Linked DNA regions of Homo sapiens: region 1 is linked to region 2. Evidence: chromatin contacts called from ENCODE Hi-C data. All regions are on one chromosome and are shown on one strand. Each heading gives the region's core, a stretch centred on a gene start or an enhancer-like site at or near the end of the contact. The rest is flanking DNA. Distances are from core to core; before and after follow the strand shown.

The links. Hi-C counts contacts between places; a loop is a spot of excess contacts on that map. Pooled maps may share reads with other maps.
Region 1: a loop to region 2 is called in a map with no recorded cell type, with 10 times the contacts of the local background. The contact joins two enhancer-like sites. A Hi-C loop is called at or near these places in 2 of 37 single-sample maps with no recorded cell type and 2 of 50 pooled maps.

The regions. Positions count from the first base shown.
Region 1 is chr2:8,233,293-8,239,672 of GRCh38, reverse strand. The region is part of intron 7 of LINC00299 (long intergenic non-protein coding RNA 299); the gene reads left to right. Among named protein-coding and RNA genes, the nearest start is that of LINC00299, 92 kb to the left of the region's middle. Within about 2 kb of position 4,717, at least 4 of the 41 ENCODE cell types and tissues checked have a DNase peak (open chromatin) inside an H3K27ac peak, as active enhancers do.
Region 2 is chr2:6,342,824-6,350,085 of GRCh38, reverse strand. No RefSeq gene overlaps it. Among named protein-coding and RNA genes, the nearest start is that of LINC01247, 29 kb to the left of the region's middle. RefSeq lists enhancers at 3,837-3,886, 4,367-4,416. Within about 2 kb of position 4,410, at least 2 of the 41 ENCODE cell types and tissues checked have a DNase peak (open chromatin) inside an H3K27ac peak, as active enhancers do.

The sequences.
Region 1 (6,380 bases), core at 3,468-5,967, 1.9 Mb before region 2:
CTATAAATTAAATTGAAATCAGCCACATTTATGATAGGGTTGTTACAAAGCTGTAAGTGTTCTGAATTTATGACTCTGCTCACATTCAGCTGTTCACTGCTTCTGCTTCTAGGTCTTTCTATCCTGTGTGGGACAGAATTTATATTTGTGGGTAAGATCATTATAAATCTTTTATGTACCGCAAGTGCAATTTCAAATGTTTGCAAGCATGCAGAACTAGGTCCATGAGATATCTGCTATATTTCATGGATTACGGCTTTGTCTCAGTAGTGGGGGAAAAAATATCCCTCAAACCCAAACCCAAACATTGAACTTTGTAACTGGCCACTAACTCTCACTGAAGAGGAAATAATTGTTGGTGAAGCTAAACTTCGACTCTGTGGATGTTGCTTTAAAATTCTCTTCTTTTTCATGTTTTAAAAAATAAGTCCCATGAATGACCATCTTTCCAAATGTCCCTTCCAGCCTTCTAGCTGAGTTCAGTGAGAAAGGAACAATTTGTCTGCATCAGAATTTCATGTGTACTTTTGCAGCAATCAGCATTGAAAGTGAGGACACAACTGAGCAGCTGGCTGGCTCTTTCCTCATTATTTTTTGGAAAGTTGACCCTGAACTTTTGTGTCATCGAAGTCAAACTGCCAAAGAAAATGTAGATATCTGGGGAAGTCTTTAAAAAAAATTATTGTGAAAATGAAACGGTTTTTGTATCTTTTGCAAACGGACAGCTGGAGACCCGGTGCAGCCACACTGGGGACTCTGGTTTTCCTGTCTCTGTGAGCTTTAGGGCGGCAGGGTGAGGCATCATGGCTATTCTGACAAGAAACTGGGAATCAAACACACCACTTGAGTGATGCAACCAAATTAAAAGGGAAAAGAGAATATAATGAAGTATCATTAAAAGCAAATAATGAGATAGATTTTAATATGCACAAACATTTTTTGCTGACTTGGTGCTTTGGAGCACGAGGCTGTCGATTTTGCTGTGTTGTCAGTAGGAAATGATTCCCAAATTAATCCAGGCAACAGAATCATCTGGAGGAACTTTAAAAAAATACACATTTAGGGCCCCATCTCAGACCCACATCAGAATTGCCGTGGTCACAGCTCATGTCTCTGTTTTAAGGAGATCTGTAGACTGGTTTGGGAAACTGGAGCATAGTTTTATGGTCACACTTTCTCTGTATCTTTTTGAAAATATGTGCAGATTACTTTGGAGTTACCCTTTTATAGGGGAGAATTCTAGAGTAAGTTGTGCTTTAGGGATTCTCACCTCCCTTCTATACATAGAAAATTGAACCCCAGAAAGGTTTGCTACTTGGTCTAGGTTGCACAGCTGCTGGAGGCAGTCAGGATTTGAACCCAGGCCTTCAGTTGCCCCACCCAGGGATCTTTCAGTCCTGCTCTGTGATTTCTGTGATTTCTTAGTCCTGCTCTGAAGCAGCCCAGTGGACTATAGTGAATGCAGACAAGCCCTGCAGGTTATCGAAAATTTTTCAGTTTTCTAGGGAAACACAGTGCTACTCAACATCTGTCAGGCAGTGTGTGGACTACTAGTTGAGATGGTTCAGTCTCAACAGTGGGTCCTGCTGTATTCCTTTTAATAACATACCTTTGCAAAGCTGGATTTTTGGAAGTGGCTTAGATAAAAAGTCCCTATTGTGGAAAAATCAGTATGAAACTGGAAATGAGAGTAGCAATGTCCACTCTGAGTCCAGGGATTGAGAAGTTGTGTGGGGCCCTAAGGATATATACAGCTATTAGTAAATAACTATTTTAGAATGAAATAAAAATGGCCTCTTTTCTTTCAATTTGTGTCTTATTTTTCAAATGGCTTCTAGCTTCCTAGGACATACACGCTTATAACCGAAGAAGTACTTAATAAGGGGAACCATTAGAAATTTCTTTTGGCACAAGGGCACTGTGAACAAATTACAGAGATGCTAGGGCACTTTGAGCAAAGAAAGTTTGAGAACTGGGTCATGCTGCCTTCCACTGCACACACTGAATTTTTACTTGGGCATTCCAAAGCTTTGGCTTCATTGGTTTAAAAAAACTAACAAACAGATGACATCTTCTCTTCTCTTGGTATCATTGGCCTCACCATTTATTTCATGTCGCTTAATTGCAGGCAAATCTATTTATGAATGTTTCAGATGACAGTAGTTTTTGTGACAGCAGCAAAACTCCTGAAAATGAGTTTCTCCTGAAATGAGGCTGTATTCAGAGTTCTTGGAGGAGGAGCAGGTTGCTGAGAGCACGAATGAATAGAGGGCAGTTCATCTAGCCAAAATATCTGCCCTACTGCCTGTTGGTCTACCATTATAACCCCATTCCTATGCGTTCTGCTGATAGTAGGGTCTTCAAGAAACTCCACAGAAATGCAGAGGTTTCTTGGCAGCCAAATCTTGGTAAGCTTTAGTTGTTACTAAAGAGTCAGACTGGAGGAAGAGGATGCAGTTTACCTGATTCTGGAGGTAGAAAATTCCAGGAGGGTGTGGGGCTCAAGGGTTGTCCCCCTAAAGGTTTGCAGAAAAATCACTACCATGAGGCAGATTAACAGGAGAAAAAGCGTACACATTTATGTCACATGTATACACGGGAAACTTCAGAATGAAGCCCCAAGCCCAGATGAGGTACAGAAGCTTCCTGAGGTTGCAAAAAGAATGTGGACTCAGAGCATGGCCCCAAACAGGTTATGGTGGTAAATTAGGATTTAGTGGAAAGACAGATTGTGAGAAGGAAAAGGAAGACGCCTGGGTGGCAAAGGTGACCTTAGTATGTAGACAAAGCCTCTCAGGTAGTAGCCCTCAGAGAGAGTAGATGCTGCTTCTTTTCAGGCTTTTAAAGGTGACAGACTCTCAGTTTTTCTCCTAGATCCAGGAAAGACCTAGAAAGAGAAGGCCTGGCTACATCACTGGAGATTCTCTACAGATGCAAGTTTCCCCCACCTCAGTCTGCCTGCCCTGCAGCAGCCATTTCAAAGTATGGGATAAAATGGTTTGATTTCCTTCAAGGAAAACTCAAATGGAAAGATGGACAGCCTGCTTATGGAGCAGTTCTACCTATGAGTGGTTGGCTTTGTCATAGGGAAGTAGCCACATACAAGGGCCATAAAGCTGAAATAGCCACATGCAAGTGTTTGAAGGGGAAAAGCAATTGTCCTCATGGAGAGCTCTGATTCTGGAGCTAATTCAGATTTTGCCAAACGATTCGTTACACTTTTTAGTTATCTTGTTTAATAGATAAAAACAACTTTTTCCACTTACTGTTTTTACCTTTCTTGAAGCCTTTTTTTTTTTTTTTCCTGGTCTCATTTAGTTTTTGCCACAACCCTTGGGAAGTAGGAGGTCAGGGTTATCCTTCCTGATCTTAACAGACAGGGACCAGAGCGGGTAGATGACTTGAGCTGATTAAGGAGGAAAAGCAACAGGACCTTAGACTTGGTCCCTTAGTCCAGTGCTCTTTCCTCTGCCACCTCTTTATGGGTGTAAGAAAATGTTAAAGATGAGTGTGATTATGAACTTAAAAGATAAACAAACACTGATTCTGGGCTCTAACGAAGCTAGGGGCCATCGCCCAATGCTGCAGTCACAGTCAGGGCCCTTGGTTCAGCCCTCATGCTCCTCTAACGCCCGTTACCTTTTTTCCTGTTTTTTGTTTTGTTGTTTGTTTTGGGACAGGGTCTCACTCTCTCTCTCAGGTTGGAGTGCAGTGCACGATCTCTGCTCACTGCAACTTTCATCCTCCTTGCTCAAGCCATCTTCCCGCCTCAGCCTCCCGAGCAGATAGGACTATAGGCAAACATCACCAGGCCTGGCTAATTTTAAAATTTTTTGTAGAGATGACATCTCACTATATTGCCCAGGCTAGTCTCAAACTCCTGGGCTCAAGTAATCCACTCACCTCAGTCTCCGAAAGTGCTGGGATTACAGGCATGAGCCACTGCACCCTGCCCTTCCCCATTACTTTGACTATTGCTATTTATTTATCACCTATTGTGTACCAAGCATATTGCATCTTCCCTTTTAGGTTCCTTAAATATAATCTTAAAATGTGATCATTGGCACAGAATTCAGCTTTCTGAGTTACTACATTTCCCAAAACATGAGGTTGAAAGGGACTTTCTTCACAGAGGCAGGCAGTGTGTCTGTCTGTCTGTCAGAGCTATATGGGCTCTCCCAGCTCCACAAGGTCCTCCCCATTTATGTGCCCTACAGGTGTAAAATCAAAGGAGGGGCAAAATTGTTTTGTTGTAGGAGAGACGAGCACATGAAGGAAATGTCTGCACAACTGGAGTGCCGGGAGAACAATAAAGCCAATCCCATAGAGAGGAAGCACACAGGGTGTCTCCATGTCTCCAATGGAATAAATCATCTGCAAGGGCTGTGGTTAATGTTCGGTCTGAACGAGGACCACACAGCTGGGACACTCTGTACTTTTGATCTGGCCTTTCAAGCTTGGGTGATGCCAGGAAATTGCATTTAATGGACTGAATGAAAGCTGCCGTATAGAAAACGAGAAGAGATTATTATAAAAACAATAGAGACCATTTCACCGCCCTCACTGCCTCACACCTGTTTTTTGCGTGGGGTCCATGAATCTGGGCTTTGGCAGGGAGACTGGGACTCCGGGGCCACAAGGCCACAGCCTGGTCAGCTTGTGGTTAGAGACTTTCTCTGCACTGTACTGGCTGTGTCAGAGAAGCACGACGTATGTGCCTGCATTGTCTTCACTGGGCAAGTCATTTCAGTTGCAGGAAGCCATGCACCTGCACTTCTTTGCCTTGAAAATAACTAATCTGCGGAGAGTGATCAGTCAGCCTTGTCAGAGCTCAGTCGTTTGGCTTTATGCTCATGGCCGCACCTGACCCTTGGGCACTGTGGGTGTATAAATAGCCTCAGAAATGGTGCTGCTCTCAAGCCCTGTCTTGCAGGACTTTACCTGTAAAGGAAAGCTTTACCTTTTCATGACAGGACTTGAGAGCTTATTTCAATAAAAGAAGAGGGAGAGAAAACCATCCTACATCCCCTGAACATGGAAACATTTCAACCCTGATGACCACTGGTTCCCACAGTGGTCAGAGGGACCTGAGGAAGAGTTTCCTTCCTTCCTCTCAGTGTGGAGCTGACACCAGGGTGGAATTTCCATAGAACTTACAGCACTGGGGGCAGGTGCAAAAGCAGAAGGGTGTAGAAACAGCTGCTTTGACTGGAGAGAGGAGAAATGCTTGTTAGCTTCCTATTTCCATATGACTGTGTGTCATCAGGGCTGACATGTTTCCGGGACAGAAATTCCCTCTTGTGAGAGAAGTATTGACATGAAATAGTTCCCCAGGATTGGGGCGAGTGTGCTGATGATAATAACACAGAGGTGATTTGTTGACACCATATGCAGTGCGTTGGTGCCCAGCTGTGTTTGATCCTCAAGGAATTCTTTGACATAGAGAAAGCAAGTGTCAATGTCATGTCCCATTATTCAGAGGGCAACGCCGAGTCTTAGAGTATTACAAAGCAGGTCAAAGAAAGGTGGATTTGGAGTTGAAGGGCAACCAGTTGATAGCTGCACAGAGGCTAAGTTACATGACCAAGGTCCTTATCTGGTAGAGACAATTGACTTTTGGCATCTGTGAGTTCTGCACAGAGTACTACCTATGGGTATTTAAATCTTCAGATGAAGGTGTACTTGATTACTCGCTCAGCTTCATAATTTACCCTTCTTTAAAAATTCCTGGGCAAATAGCCACTACTATAAAAAGTCCCCCAGCCTACTCTGGATTACAATTTCTGATGAAGATCTTTTTCCCTTTCATGTGCTTGGCCAGATATGTTTGGGGTAAACGTTATGAAGGTATTTACTGATTGGGCCCTGCTATTTTAGGGCATACGGAAAGGGAATGAGCCTTTTTCCCTTCATCATATTCTACTGGCATATAGTATATAAAAATTGAAAAGCTACATTAAGAAGGCACCATTGGCTGGGCGCAGTGGCTCACGCCTGTAATCCTAGAATTTTGGGAGACCGAGGCGGGCGGATCATCAGAGGTCAGGAGTTCAAGACCAGCCTGATCAACATGGTGAAACCCTGTCTCTACTAAAAATACAAAAATTAGATGGGCATGGTGGCACATGCCTGTAGTCCCAGCTACTCGGGAGGCTGAGGCAGGAGAATCGCTTGAACCCGGGAGGTGAAGGTTGCAGTGAGCTGAGATTGCACCACTGCACTCCAGCCTGGGTGACAGAATGAGACTCCATCTCAAAAAAGAAAAGAAAAAGAAGAGGCACTATTGTAGGTACTGAAAAATGATTCAACAACACATCAGGCCTGGTCTTGGCCCTTGCTATAGAATTAATATGGAAACAGTTTGGGTGTGAAAAGTATCT
Region 2 (7,262 bases), core at 3,161-5,660:
GAATTCGTGAAAAGCTGGCGCCCCTGGCAAGCGAACTCAGGAGGAAACACTGACGATGTCTCCTCCTCCCATTCTCATGCTGCACCAGAGGAGGACCTGGTGGAGAAAAGTATAGACTGAGACCCTCCCGGGGTTGAAACGTTGCTGTTGAAACCTTTTGTTCTACCTTAGTTTCCACATGACATAATCCTCTCTCCTCCAGCATTACACTTAGAGATGAGTTGAACAGAGAGAACCACATTTTTTACCCTTCTGTTGTTCCATTGTTAACAAAAATTAAAATGCAATAAGTACCTATATATTCCCATAAAAATGTGAAACTTGGAACAAGAAGAAATTTCAAGGCAGAAAAGAACACACACTTGTGTTGACACGGATCTGAATAAACAATGACTTGCAAACACACACTCTGAAATAGCAATTGTGACAGCCTATGATGGAATCATGGAGTTGCTAGAGTTGCCCTTCTGGCTTTTTCAAAACTGTTAAAATTGTACTAACTCTTTTTTAGTTCAAGTTAGTAATCTCTATCAGAAAGCTTTGCCTTGTACATTCCGCAGGATTGAGAAGCTCATCAGGGTTCTGACACATCACTCTATGGTACCTGCGAGAGAACTCACCACACTGCAGAGGAACCATGAGCTTCTTCATCAGTTTCTCCCACAGTCTGAAAGTATCTGTGAGTTTTTCTAGTGCACGGTCAATCTTGTCACCTTGAAAATGTTCAATTAAATGTGTATTCAAATGAATGTCAAACTAAGGATCATCTTGGGTTTTATTGGATTTGTCACAATAGATACCAAACTTAATAGGAGAATTTTTTTAAAGATATTTTGGAAACCTTTGCCACTTACCCAGGCTTATACTATTGCTTGCTTTCCTATAACATCTAAAATGATACGTATACTACATATTTTGACCTTAAGTGCTGAAACATTCAGTTTTTCATTGACCAAATGTATGAGATTAGAGTTAAGAAATACATTTTTAAAAAAGGGTCCTAGGATTATCAAAGCCTGGGAATCAGCCACCTCATCTGAATATTCTGCTCTTTGCTAAGGAGGGTGAGGCTGAACAGAGGGACTCAACTGCAGAGATGTACTCAGACCAACTACCTTCCTAACCTCTGTTAGGAAGGAAAGCATCTCTGTAATAGACACTTTGTCCAGACTCCTGAATTTGATCAATGTGGGTAAGAAGATGACTAATCAATGAGAGCTGAACAAAAGGCATTTTATTATTCAAGACTGTGATAAGATTTTCCCACTTTTAAATGAAAAAAAAAACTCAAATAATTTTAATCAAAAGGAGATTTGTATACCAGATTCATTTAAATTTCTGACTTAAAAAAATTCTACTGGAATTTGATATAGAGAAAAGTCAGGGATATATAATATTGGCATAGAGTTAGTAGAGAGTTAAAATTCATTTTTTAGCTGCACTATCTGCCTAAACTGCCCTTAACAAGATCATTTTTTATACATGAAATTTTGCACCTCATTACCCCTAATTACATCCTTTTAACGGCATTCTTTGAAAATGCAGACTGAACAATGTAGGATAGAAAATACTTATCTTTCTTCTATTCCTGTTAATTGTTGAGTCTTATTCTTAAATCTGACTTCATCTTTTATCTCTTTCTATCCAAACTAAAATGTTTCATTCTGATCTAAACTTCAGAGACTTTTCTTTTTGGGAATAGGGAAAGAAATACACCATCTTAATGAGGAGAGCAGCAACATTTTCCTTTCCACTCTTGTAGCACATTCTTTCTACTTTGCTATATCACATGATTACCCAGTAACCATTTTGGCTTCAAGATTATTAGCTTATTAAGGACAGAAACAATATTGTATAGATCTATTGAATCCTTATAATATCTAAACTGGTGCCTTGAGTAGACTATGCAACTAGTAAGTTTTTATTGAATAAACAGGTTTCATATTTTGCAAGACATCTTGTATTATCTTGAATATTTCCAAATATTAGAAATGTTCTCAAATTTTGTGATTATTTCTGCTTTCCTCAGCTTCTAACAGATTGTTTACTCCATAAAGCCCTTCACAGTTTTCCTAAGCATTTTCTCGTGTCAGTCTAACAAATATTTGAAGATAATTATATTGTGCTTCTGAGTATTTTTTTTCTATACCATTCTCCTTAATGCAAGTTTCTTCATTTTTAGCTTTTAAATGTAATTATCCAGATTGCTCTTCTCTGAGCATTCATCTATAACTATATGTGTGTGTGTAGATAGATAGATAAATAGATAGACAGGTAATAGATAGATAGATATGAAGATATGAAGATACCTGTTAAATATATCTTAGTAAACAGAATTCAAAATTGGATCTAATAATCTGAGGCAATATGTGTAGCTAAAATAAATGGAACTATCATTGCTATCATTTTTATGTAATTCTTCTAGTGATGCTAGTAATACTACCAATGTATATATGGCTACTTTTAAAGTCATATAATTCAGTTAAATCAAAATGATTTTGATTTCAATAAAACCCTTGCTTTTTAAGGCTAGATTGTCACTATCTTATTCTTGCATTTGTTTACGGGAGACCTAAATACTATAGATAGATAGATAGATAGATAGATAGATAGATAGATAGATAGATAGACAGATAGATAGATAGATAGACAGATAGATAGATAGACAGATAGATAGTGATAGACAGACAGACAGACAGACATAGAGAATATTTGGATGGATATTTATTTTGCAATACGCACTTGACATGTGTGATCTAATTCTCACAACCACTTTGTAAGGTAAAGGCGATTCTTATTCTCATTACACAAATGACGAAATTGAGGCTTAGGAAGATAAGTGTACAAGAGTAGGTGATAGGGCCTGGATTTTGTTCTTAAGAAAATTTCCCCTGAATCCTGGGCCTCTACTCACTTCTTCACAGTCATCACTCTGCCTGATGAGGTATTCTTGGAGTTGTGTATGTTTGCCTTTCACCTGCTGTTTCATAAATGTCATGCCACCAGGAAAATGGCTAGTTGAATCAGATATACTTGAGAATACTTGCAGAGGTCTATACATGTGTTCTGTTGGAAAAACTGGACTAGTGGGGTAAGAATGGGGGTTCCTCCTTCCACCTCCAGGTAATTCAGAGGGTTCTCTGCCAATAACTTTTTCCTAACTGAATCTATTGTAACTCAGAATATTTTTTTTTTCTAAGAGTAAAGTTTTGGGCCAAGTCCTACTTTTTGGTGGGAATATCTGTGGACAAGTGGAATCTTGAGTCTTCTCTTAAAACTAATTACTTGGCTATTGTCCTTTCTACACAAATGCAGGGAGAGCCCTGTGCTACTGTTACAATGATGTCTCCTTATTGGGCTGAAAGCACTGTATGAACCATCTTGTCAAAAGTGCTAATGAGTGTATATTTATATTTTCAGGAGAGTATCAAGGGTTCTTTCTTCCCTTGATCTTTTGCACAGAATTAAATAAAACACACCTGGGAAACATACTTATAGAACAAGGTTGAATTTTCTCTATTTAAAAATTGATTTGAGAAAGAAAAGCATTTAAGAAGGAAAGAAAAATAAAATCAAGGAGTTGATTTGAATTAGAATAAAGAATATTGTCCTGAACGTCAGATCACATGTGCTTGATGATCAGCTCACCTCTGCCCTTTTAAAGGCTTTGTTTCTAGGATATCAAGATGCATCAGACGCCATGTCAAAGGCTCCCAGAATTTGAGACTTACATCTCAAAGGCTGTCACATCCCCTGTCCTGCAGATTTCTTATAGAGAACAATACCTGCCTTATAAGACTGGTTCTGGTAAGTCCTTTAATTTTTGGTGTCCAATCAGTTACTAGTAGATGCCAAACCTTGAGTTCATGTTTTAGTTACAGACTTCAGCTCATACTTTCTCAATTATAACACTAAGAATCGTCCTTTGGATAATAACGCTTATATCAAACCTAGAGACTACGTAAGCACAACTTTTCTCTTTTACTGTTCTATTCACAGTTAAAATATCTTTGTGTGTGTGTGTGTGTGTGTGAGAGAGAGAGAGAGAGAGAGGTGGGATAGAGAGAGAGGGACAGAATGAGAACAAATCTGGATTTGTCAAGGAAAAAAATGTTCCATGGCAAAGGAACCATGAGTTGACCAATGGGTACCGATATCTACTGTACACAAAGGATCGAAGCCAGTCCTGAGGGCTAGACGGGAGAAAACATCATAGTGACCCTAACCTGTATTTAAATGTATCCCGTAGAAGTTAGCTAGACTGCAGCCAGAGCAATACAGTGAGTAATCACCAAGTCATGTTTCTGAACTCACATGACTCCTCTGAAACATGTGGTGAAGATATTTGAGGCATTATCAAACACCTGCAGATTTTCAGTTCCTCATTTCTTGCTCATGTGATTTATTAACAGTTCTGCTAATGCAGATAGAATGCAGCCTCAAATTACAGCAGAGGAGAGGGTTGAATGCTGTGCAGCCTATGCTATTCAGAGTGCAGAATATCTGCAACCTAGTTGATCATTTTTGAATCATCAGCTCCATCTTTTTGTTAAATTAACAATTTAACAGCTGCTTTCATCAAAGTTCTTTTGTGTCTACCAACACGATACTGTAATTTTTTTTCCTAAATGCAATTTCCAAGATCATTTCTGTCTTTTCAGTCCCAGATTACTGATTTGCATGTTTGATCAATTTGTATACAAATGTTCAAGAATTTATAAACCATCTAGGGAGCATGAAACACCCTCTAGAGCTCTAGAGAATAATTTGATCCATCTCATCATTCACTTACTTAAATTTCTTTTTCATTAAGAACAGGTGATGAATGAAGGCAGTAAAATATGACTGAGCTTAGGTATACTGTTTCCTAAATAGGAAATATTGTAAACCAAAAGATTTTCACAAAATTCTAGTAAGTGGGAATATTGAAAATTGAGTCAGATTTGTCATAGAAAACATATTTTTTTCTTTTTACCTTTTGTGTTAGTCGGCTTGGGTCACCATACCAAAATACTATACAATGGGTGGCTTAAACAACAGAAATTTATTTCTCACACTTCCAGAGGCTGGGAAATTCAAGATCGAGTTGCTAGCCAATTTGTTCTCTGTCAGGGCCTCCTTCTTGTTTTGTAGATGGGCACCTTTTTGTGACATCCTTGGTGCATGCAGGCACACACACACACACACACACACACACAGAGAAAATGTTCAGGTGTTTCTTCCATTGGACCAGAGCCCAGGACCTCATCTAAACCTACTTATTTCCCCAAGGTCCCATCTGCAAACACTGTCGCATCAGGGGTTAGGACTTCAAAGGATACAATTTGTTTGCAACATCTTTTATAACAACTCAGTCTGCAACACTTCTCATATCTCCAACAATATTTAGGCTTTAATTTATTTTAAAATCATATTTCTAAGCTATATGCATAATAGTACAGCCTGAATGTCTTGAGCTCAAAAGAAGACCTTTAGAAAACAATGCACCTAGATTTTCAAGGAAAATCTATGCTACGTTTGTGGCAGAAGCCACTTGAATTGGCTGATACAAGTTTCTTTCTTGGCTACTGGATCTCATTAGAACCAGCTTCTCCAGATTGGAATGACCTCCTTAAGGGCCCTGAGTATCATCTTCTGTGTCTAGTTAAATTGAGGAGGAGGCACAACCTACTACGTAGCCTTTGCAATCAGGAACAATCAGTCCCCCTTGAGCATTCCTCAGAACAGGAACTGTTCAAATCTGCCCTTTCTCTGAGCTTGTGGGTCCAGACAGTGCAGGAATAGCTGGACAGGTTGGAAGAAGAGAAGGCCAGGAAAATTTCCAGAAAAGTCCCTGAGGCATTCATTGGAGCCGAGAGTCAAGCTCAAGCAGCAAGGTACAAAATACTAACATCAAGTCCAAAGGGTAAAAGACTGAGTTAGGATGGGCTAATGGAATAAGAAGTTTTGGGTAAGTGGAAACAAAGTTGAAATAACAATAGCCCCAAAGCAAATCAGAAGGTTCACGTTTATTACCCCAAACAGTGCTGGGCCAACTGTAGCTTGCCTTATCAGCTACTCCACGTTGGATGAAGATAGCTTTGATCTTCTGGCTTAAAGGATCAGAGGCAGTGTGAGTAGAAACTCAACCGTTTCCCAAAGGGTGGAAAAGCAAATGATATGGCTGGCAAAACACGACTCTCAATGCTTTGGCTTAGATGTGATACATGCCACATTCATTTACATGCCATTGGCCAAAGCAAGTCACACAAACAAGCTTGATGTCATCTGGGTGAGGATACATACTTCTCCAATGGGAGACACTACAAATCCCGTGCATGGTGCAACTGTATATAATTCTTTTACAAGAAAGCAGAGTGAATATGAAGAAGCAATAGTTCAATCTACTACATCTTTTGAAAATAACTTTCCCTTTAGAAAGACCGTCATTTCTCTTGCATGCTTGCTGTTTCCTTCCATTTGTTTTTCAAAACACTAATCTTGGTTAGATTCACATATAGTCTTCATGCCTTTATCTGTGAAGGTGAACACCAGTATAGAATGTTTAGAAAAAGACAAAAGAGTATAATATCATCTTCATACATTCATAATTAAGAATTTCAATTCTCACTCAAAAATTCTAAGAAATCCTACCGGTTTTCCTCTACTAAGCTCATTATCCCACTCTCTGCACTAACTATTTTAGACCTTTGTTTTTCTATTCAAGCTCATCACCCATAATTCCCCTCTGCACCACTCCCCTCACATGCTGCCCACAGATGGCATTGCCTCTCATTTCGTTAGAAAAACAAAAGCCATCAGGTGCCCCCTCACCTCCCCAGCACCGACTCTGTGCACCTGTCTGAGCCTGGACTCATCTTCTTCTTTTCTGTTCTCTTTCTGTAAGAGTTGCTAAATCGTGATGACTGAAGGATGTATAATTGGTACTAAGTTTCAGAAATAAGCCTCCTTAGAGGCTCTGGTAGTTAAAAGAGGATTCCGGTGATTCCCAAAGTTTGCAATAGTCCATTTCTCTAATCTGTCCATGTTTTAGGCGTCCAAAATCAGCAGTTTGCAAAATGCCAACTGTTGACTACGTCAGAATCATGGGATTTCTACCCATGATTCCTACCCCTGTATTTCCAGGATGGGACCTGGAAATACGTATTTTACTGTCTGTCCAAGTGATTCTAATGCATTGCTCAGTATAAAGGTACCTATTACAGAACCTAAGGTGCCTTTAAAGTTTTAGATCTGTGGTTCTATAACTTTGCCTCATAATA